Linked DNA regions of Homo sapiens: all the other regions are linked to region 2. A link is a loop called in an ENCODE intact Hi-C map of the cell type or tissue named here. Cell type or tissue: endothelial cell of umbilical vein. All regions are shown on one strand.

Region 1 (2,500 bases), 72 kb before region 2:
CTTTGTTTAGTGTCTGCTTGTCCACACTATTTGCTGAACTCCATAGCTGCAAGGGACACTTGTTTTTTTCACCATTGTAGCATCTGACATGAAGCTGAACCATAGGAGATATTTGACAAATATGTGTGAATGAATGAATGAGAAAGCAAGTTGCCCAGATTGACGACCAAGCTAAAGGATGAGACTTGGGGATAAACTTTTGAGGTATCTGGAATGAGATAAGGTGAGGTTTTCATGTGGTTCAATAGCAGCCTCTTCCTGTCACTAGAAAGACTTGGTCACTATCTTCAGTGACCAAGCATCATTATATCTGACACATTCCAAACTTTGAAAACCCCACATAGTACAAGTTTAGGGAAAAGAGTTTTAGTCATACTTTGCCTGTTCCACCGAGGCCTTAGTTGGTGATGTCCACAGCAAAAACTCAGATTTTTGCTCAGAATTCCAGCTAGGGCTCTCCAGAGACCACAACTCCCAGGGCAGAGCTCATTCTGCATTTCCAAGCTTTTCTTTCTGGATATCTTCAGCAAGGCAGAACTGGACAAAGGTGAATGACATTCAAGGTTAATCATGCTGGCGTTCGTGATTCCAGTGACTGTATTTGAGTTTGTTTTTCAATTGTTCTTTTGATGGCTATTCTACTTCTGCGTGCCAACATTCTCAGTTTGTAATGCCAACTGTGCTCTGTAGTGAACAAGAACAAGCCTGCTGCGTAGTGTGAGGGTGGCAGCAGCTTGAGCATTTTTATCGTCTACTCATTGTCTCTGCTGCTGTGTCTTTCAGTCCTCCTCTGATTCTATCAATGAGTCTCTCTCCCTCTACCTTTGCTCTGTCTCTGTTTTCTGTCTGTGTTTCACTCTGCTCTGCTTCATGTTTCTCTGCTCTTCTTCCCGTTCTCTCTCTGTCTTCACCTTTCCTTGTCCTTCTATGCCTCTCCTAGGGGAGGGGATCATGTGCTGCACAAACCATGTGTGTATATTGTTCTGTCTCTTCAGGCTGTTGTTATCCCTGTCAATAAACTTCTTCCTGTCTCCAAGTGACTGGTCCTATCTCCTTTACAATCAGGGGAGACCGGAACTGGCTGCAATGAATGTGAGGAAGTCTTTATAATTAACAGGATCTCTCTGCCATTTACACAAACACTTTAAACTACATAGGGAGCCAAGCATACCGTTTGCACGTCTGATGAGAAGGTAATAAATGTGGGGGAGTGAGTGGAAAAGGGGAGGGCAGACTGAGGTTAAGTAACAGGGAGAGGGTGCTGGGAGGCATCAGATTAACACAGGGTGGGGTGGGTATGGGACGTTTGTATTTAGCTAGGCTCCATAATTATGCTCTGACACTTTCTAGGTGCCAGGCACTGAGCTAGGCTTTAGGAATAGAAAGCTCTAGGGGTAGAGACTCCACCTTAGGTGAATTTAGTTTAAGAAGAGGATGTATTAACAAGAAGACACAATGTCTGAGTGCAGTAGAGAAGCAGATGGTGACTTGTGGATGCTCTCAGAAGGAGAGAAGGAGATGTTAGAGGTGCAGTGATGTTTCAGTGGAGCCTTGAAGGAAGAAAATGATTTGGGTAGAGAGAAGCTGCAGAAGGCAAGACATTCTTGGCTATAGGAAACATCTGAGCCAATGCTCAGGGTTGGGAAGTCAAAGGTATTTGAGGAAGAATGAGAATGTCCTGGTTTTAACAGATTGGGGTTGGGAGAATGGGGAGAGAAATGGATAGGCAGGGGCTGTGATGTCAGAAGCACCAAGTGTCCCATAGGATTCTGGGCCATTACTCCGTGGGGAGCTAGACAATGTCATGAAACTCTATGACAGCAGTGTCCAATAGAACCTCCTGCATGGCAGAAATGCTTCTAACATGGTAAGCTGCACAGGGATATCAAGAATTGAGTCCTTGAAACGTGGCTGATATGACAGGGGAGCTGAATTTTTATTTTTTTTAAATTCTAATTTATTGAAATATAAATGTAAATGGCCCAGATGGCTGATAGCTGCTATGTAAGACAACACACCCCTGAGATGTCATGACCAGCATCTCTGAGATGTCATGACCGTATTGTCAGGTAGGCAGTCTGGCCACAGTGTGACAAAGGGACTGGAGGGCCTGATACTTCAGAGAGAGCAATCGGGACATTCATGGAAGGAGGGGCAGGTAAGGACATAAACCAGGTGAGGACCAGGGACACTCAGGATTGAGCACCTTGGCTGGGGGATGTCATACTGGGGAGTAAAGCCCAGGGATGGGCCTCTGGGAGGTGCTGGCCCATGCAACTGGAGGCCAGCAGCAAGCTGCCACAGTGTTCATACACCCAAGGGTATACATCAGGCCTGGGATCCAGGTTGGGAATATGATAATGAGATTGTGAAGGTCTTTGATGGTAATTTAGCTGTGAATCTTGGAATATCTAAAGCTTGTCTTTGATAAGCCATCCCTTCCCTGGGATCTCTAAGAATATATTATGTGGCCGGGAAACACAGCAAGCCAAAAACACCT
Region 2 (2,500 bases):
AGGAAGCACTTGATGAACAGCTGCTGCGGTGATTCCTCCCAGGAGCAGTGGTGATAGTAGCAGTACTTCCAGTAGTGATTTTTCTTCCCCTGCTTTCCTTGTCACTCCATTTTAGTGGTAAACTTTTTGAGTGCTGAGGTTCTTTGTTAGATCTCATGCTCTGTCCCTTTCTCAGACGGGCATTCAGTCTGGCATCTTTCATTTAGGGGATGAAACATGACAAATTATTTCTCAGTAGCCGAGACGAACCAGCTTTTTGTTGGTAATTCAGGGGCTTCTGAGGGAACAGCTAGTGGGTGTGTGGTTTCCATGAGTCCTCTGAATTCGATGAGAGTGGCCAATGTGTGGCAGCAATGAGTCAAGACACCTGTGCACCTAGCGTAGAGAACAGGTATTTTGCTGGATTTGATTGAAGATATTCTTCCATGGCACCTTATGTTTATATTTTCTATATCGATTATTAATGAAAGATAAAGATCTGTTGACTTGTCTGCATTCCATGATAGACTGTAAGCTTCAGGAGGGAAAGGATCATGTTTCTTTTTTTACTCATCCAACAAATGTTTTGGTTGAACATTTCTCTCTCTCTCTCTCTCTCTCTCCCCACCTGTCTGTCTCTATCTCTGTCTCTCTATCTCTCACTCCATCTCTATGTATGTATGTATGTATGTATCTATCTATCTATCTATCTACGTCTATTTCTCTCTCTCTACCTACCTATCTCTATCTATGCCAGACACTTTGCAAGTTGTTGAATATTCAGTGGTGTACAAAATAATCATGACTTTGCATTCACAAACTCTAGTGGAGAAGAGGGCTATTTCATAAATAAATACACAAATAAGAATATAATTACAACTGGTGATGATTCTTTTTTATGAAGGACAAGAACATGAGCTCCATGAGAGAGAATAGAATTGTGGTGGTGAGAGATTGACCTAATTTAGACAGAGGGGGTCAGGGAAGGCCTGTTGGAAGATGTGGTACTTGAGATTGAGGATGAGTAGTTCTGTCTAGAAGGGAGTGGCTTATTCAGTGCTGCATCTTTGGTTACTACCAATAGCACTATTCAAGAGGATACAACCCTAGGTCCCTTAAGAAAAAAAATTTTTTTAAGTGACTCTTTGGGTAGAAAGTCAGAGAATGAGCTGGGGAAAAAGCACACTGGCCCAAGAAAGAGAAAACTTGGCAAGTCTGCCTGAAGACTGAAGGAGACATGGGAAGAAGAAAGAAGTGTTTAAGACATAGACTGAGTCCCTGGGAAGCACTACAAGTCAGGAACTGCTCATGGTGGCTTGTTTTTGAAAACAGACCCCACACAAAGCTCTGCTGATTGATGGTTTGTTTCAGAATGGTGACACATCCAGAAAACAACACAGACACAATATTTCAAAGTAGAAAAGAAAAATATGTCTGATATCCAGAAATAATTACCAACCAATTGAAATCTATTCTACAGTTGCCCCCAAATGCCAATGGAAACAACATTACATGACTCACAAATTCTTTTCTGTCCGCTGTCTTAGCCAGCTTGGGCTGCCATAACAAAATACTATAGACTGAGTGGCTTATACAACAGAAATTAATTTTCTCACAATTCTGGAGGCTAGAAGTCCAAGATCAAGGTTCTTGCTGATTCATTTCCTGCTGAGGCCTCTCTTCCTGGCTTTCAGACAGCTACCTTCTTGCTATGTTCTCATATGATTTTCCCTTGGTTTGTATGCAAGGAAAGGGAGGGAGAGAGTGAGAAAGTGAGTTCTCTGGAGTCTCTTCTTATAAGGACACTAATCTTATGGAATTAGGGCCTCTCTCTTATGACTCCATTTAACCTTAATTACTTCATTAGTGGGTCTGTCTTTACATACAACCATATAAAGGCTTCAGCATATAAATTTTGGAAGGGGTACAAGCATTCACTCCTTAGGATCTATTTATGTTCTGAAGGTCCCACTAATCACTGCAAAGTAGCTGGGTCCAGTAAACATGTTTTCTGCCTCTTCATGTCTCTCCTTTTCTCAAAACTCAAAATGACCTCAAGTCTTCCCACATCTCAAACCCCATCTAGCCTTAATCCTGTGACCCGTGATCTGTTCCACTCTTTCTAATGTAGGTGTAGCTGGCTTCTCTAGACTTCTCCTTCAGTTCTCCTTTCTGCCTATTGATCATCATAAACATCAAAAAGCCAGGTGTGGTGGTTGCCTATGTCACAAAGGGCATTCTCCTTCAGCAAGCAGGACTGGGGAGTGGCTCAGGATGACTCACATTTTAGTATTTTTCTTTCCATGCTCTTGGTTTGCCATGCCCCCTTTGTCTCCACATCACTTGTCTTACTTGCCCCTGATAGTATTTGAGTGGCACAGACAAAAAGGGAACTGCCACCACCATCAGGTCTCAAGAGCACATTTAGCACCTGCAGAGCTCCGTATGTGCAAACCAATGGCCCAGCACTGACATTTTTGGCTCCCGCTAATTAGCTATTTCCCCTTCCAGGATGGGTACT
Region 3 (2,500 bases), 83 kb before region 2:
CATCCCACTCCCAGATGTGTACCCAAAAGAAATGAAATATGTCCTCACAAAAACCCAATTATGAATATTCAGGCTGGGCGCGGTGGCTCATGCCTGTAATCCTAGCACTTTGGGTGGCCAAAGAGGGCGCATTATTTGAGGTCAGGGGTTCGAGACCAGCCTGACCAACATAGTGAAACCCCGTCTCTACTAAAAATACAAAAATTAGCCAGGCATGGTGGTGGGCACCTGTAGTCCCAGCTACTCTGGAGGCTGAGGCAGGAGAATCACTGGAATCCAGGAGGCGGAAGTTACAGTGAGCTGAGATTGCACAACTGCTCTCCAGCCTGGGCAACAGAGCAAGACTTCATCTCAAAAAATAAAAAAGAAAAAAGAATATCTGCAGCAGCTTTATTCATAGTAGTTAAAATCTAGAAACAATGCAAACAGCTATAAACTGGTGAATGCAGAAACAGAAGGTAGCACTCACACACAGTGAACCATTACTCAGCAACGGAAAGGAGCTACTGACATACCCAACAACACGGGTGAATCTCAGAAGCATTATTCTGAGTCAAAGAAGCCAGACCCAAAGACAGCATACTATATGATTCCATTTATAGAAAATGTAAGCTAATCTCTAGTGACACAAAACAAATTAGTCATTTCCTGGGGCTGGGGCAGAGGGAAGGAGTGAATGTGAAGAGGAGCGAGGGATCTTTGGGAGCGATTGAGCTTTTCCGTGTTTTGATGGCCATGGTGGTTTAATGGGTATAGATGACTATCAAACTTCATCAGATTTTACACTTTAAATGGATGTGGTTTATTATATATAGATTATTCCTCAGTTAAGTAGATAAAGAAAAAATAAAGCAGATTCTGATTTATAGCTCTGGGCTGGGCAGGCAAGTTAACATTTCTAGCAATTCCTCAGTTGCTGCCGATGTACTGGGTCCCAAAGGCTCCAGAATATCTTCTCTTCACCTTTTGCACTTGCAGGAGACACATTTGTGTCCAATTTTGCTAAGAAAATCAAGGACTTGGGTAAGGAAATCCCTTGAATGTCTTTTCCCTACCCCCTATGAATATAAATCCACTTGTGCAACAATTTGAATATATGCAAGAAAAAATACTTCAAAAGGTACTTCTGCTTTAATTGTAGCCTTACCAATGCCACCATTCACCTTTTAATGATGACCTTGGCCTGAGCTTTAAATTGAAGCACGTGTGATTAGCAACCAAAAATTGCATTGGGATTATAGTACTTTCACTCTAAGTCTTTGAGCAAATTTCTAGGCTTTGCTTAAAACATCCATTTTCAGGCATGATTAGAAGACAATTAAAATAGAGGGGTAACAGAAACAATAAAATTAATACTTTTTGACCCATGAGGGATTAGAAATAGTTCAAGACAAAAGCAGAAAGGATATTGGCCACCTCGTGCCCTTGCTTAGTGATATTCATCTGCCATTGGACAAACCTGGGTTTCTCTGTAAGATGTAAGGTATCCATATGTAAAAGAATCCCTTGACATTGGTACAAATCCTTCGCAAATCTTCACATACTTAAAAAGCACTCTGTGAAGAACAAAGCTTTGTTGAGAAGCTGTTTCTAGGCAGTCTTCAATGCTGTCTCTCTAGTGACAGAATTTGTTTCAATTGGAGTCCATGTGCAATCCACGCCCATGTCTCAATAAAATAATCAATTAAAATAATTTGGGGTCTTTAGAATAATGGTAATTGAAATGATGGGTGCTGTATAAATTCCAAATTCCTTGTGTACTGGCCAAAACAAAATAAAACGAACAAACAGAAACACTAGAGAAAGCGATGGGTATGGCTATGGTAGCTATAATGTTTTGTAGATTTTATTAACTGTCTATGCTTTCAATATCTCTAAGATACCATTCAAGCATTGAGAAGGGAGCTTTAATTGCTGTCTTTCCATCTGCATTTACTCAAAACTTACACCATAAAGAAATGTTCTGTCTCAAGTATCAATATTGCATCAATTGTGTTTCTGTTCCTCTAGCTATTTGCCCCTATGGTGTCATTTCATACATTCATAGAAACATGGAGAATTTAGAAATTATGGCCCTTCTCCAGTACAGTTGAGTTTTATCTGTCTATATTACTTGGTGTTTAGCACATTGTAGCTGTTCAATAAATGTTTGATTTCTTACAGAATAATAGTTTGACTTTCAAAGATTTTAAAAACAATCTTTTTAATCTGGTGCAAGCTTGGACAGGAAGACTGCTAAGGCCTAGTTAGCTCAGAGGCAGAACAACTGAACCAACCTTTCTATGTGTGTCAGACACAATTTTGTTTTCCTGTTTGAAAAGGTAAAAACAGAGTCACCTGGCTAAATGGTTTCCTAAATGTTCCCCCTCCTCTGATCCTCATGACTTTATAAAACAAGCCACCACAAAACTTCTCTAAAGCTAAACTAACGTGAAATAACCCAGGGCTTGAACTTGTCGCATGACGTTGCTTTAAATTTTAATACGAGCTTGGGAATAGA

The links. Peaks named below come from ENCODE experiments on the same cell type or tissue, not always from the same donor. Only the 100,000 strongest peaks of a DNase experiment are listed, where the experiment ranks them.
Region 1: it touches region 2 in a loop (7-fold over the local background); 1 of 110 quality-filtered maps calls a loop at or near these places.
Region 3: it touches region 2 in a loop (6-fold over the local background); 1 of 110 quality-filtered maps calls a loop at or near these places.

Annotation. Positions count from the first base shown.
Region 1 is chr20:39,587,322-39,589,821 of GRCh38, forward strand. No RefSeq gene overlaps it. Among named protein-coding and RNA genes, the nearest start is that of LINC01734, 360 kb to the left of the region's middle. In endothelial cell of umbilical vein, no CTCF peak of the experiment used is centred here; a DNase peak (open chromatin) is centred at 1,050; H3K27ac peaks cover 1,404 bases.
Region 2 is chr20:39,658,868-39,661,367 of GRCh38, forward strand. LOC102724950 (a long non-coding RNA gene) reads right to left here and starts at 1,958. Exons shown (of 3, transcript XR_936712.3): 1 at 1,596-1,958. In endothelial cell of umbilical vein, no CTCF peak of the experiment used is centred here; DNase peaks (open chromatin) are centred at 1,524 and 2,264; H3K27ac peaks cover 1,869 bases.
Region 3 is chr20:39,576,350-39,578,849 of GRCh38, forward strand. No RefSeq gene overlaps it. Among named protein-coding and RNA genes, the nearest start is that of LINC01734, 350 kb to the left of the region's middle. In endothelial cell of umbilical vein, no CTCF peak of the experiment used is centred here; no DNase peak of the experiment used is centred here.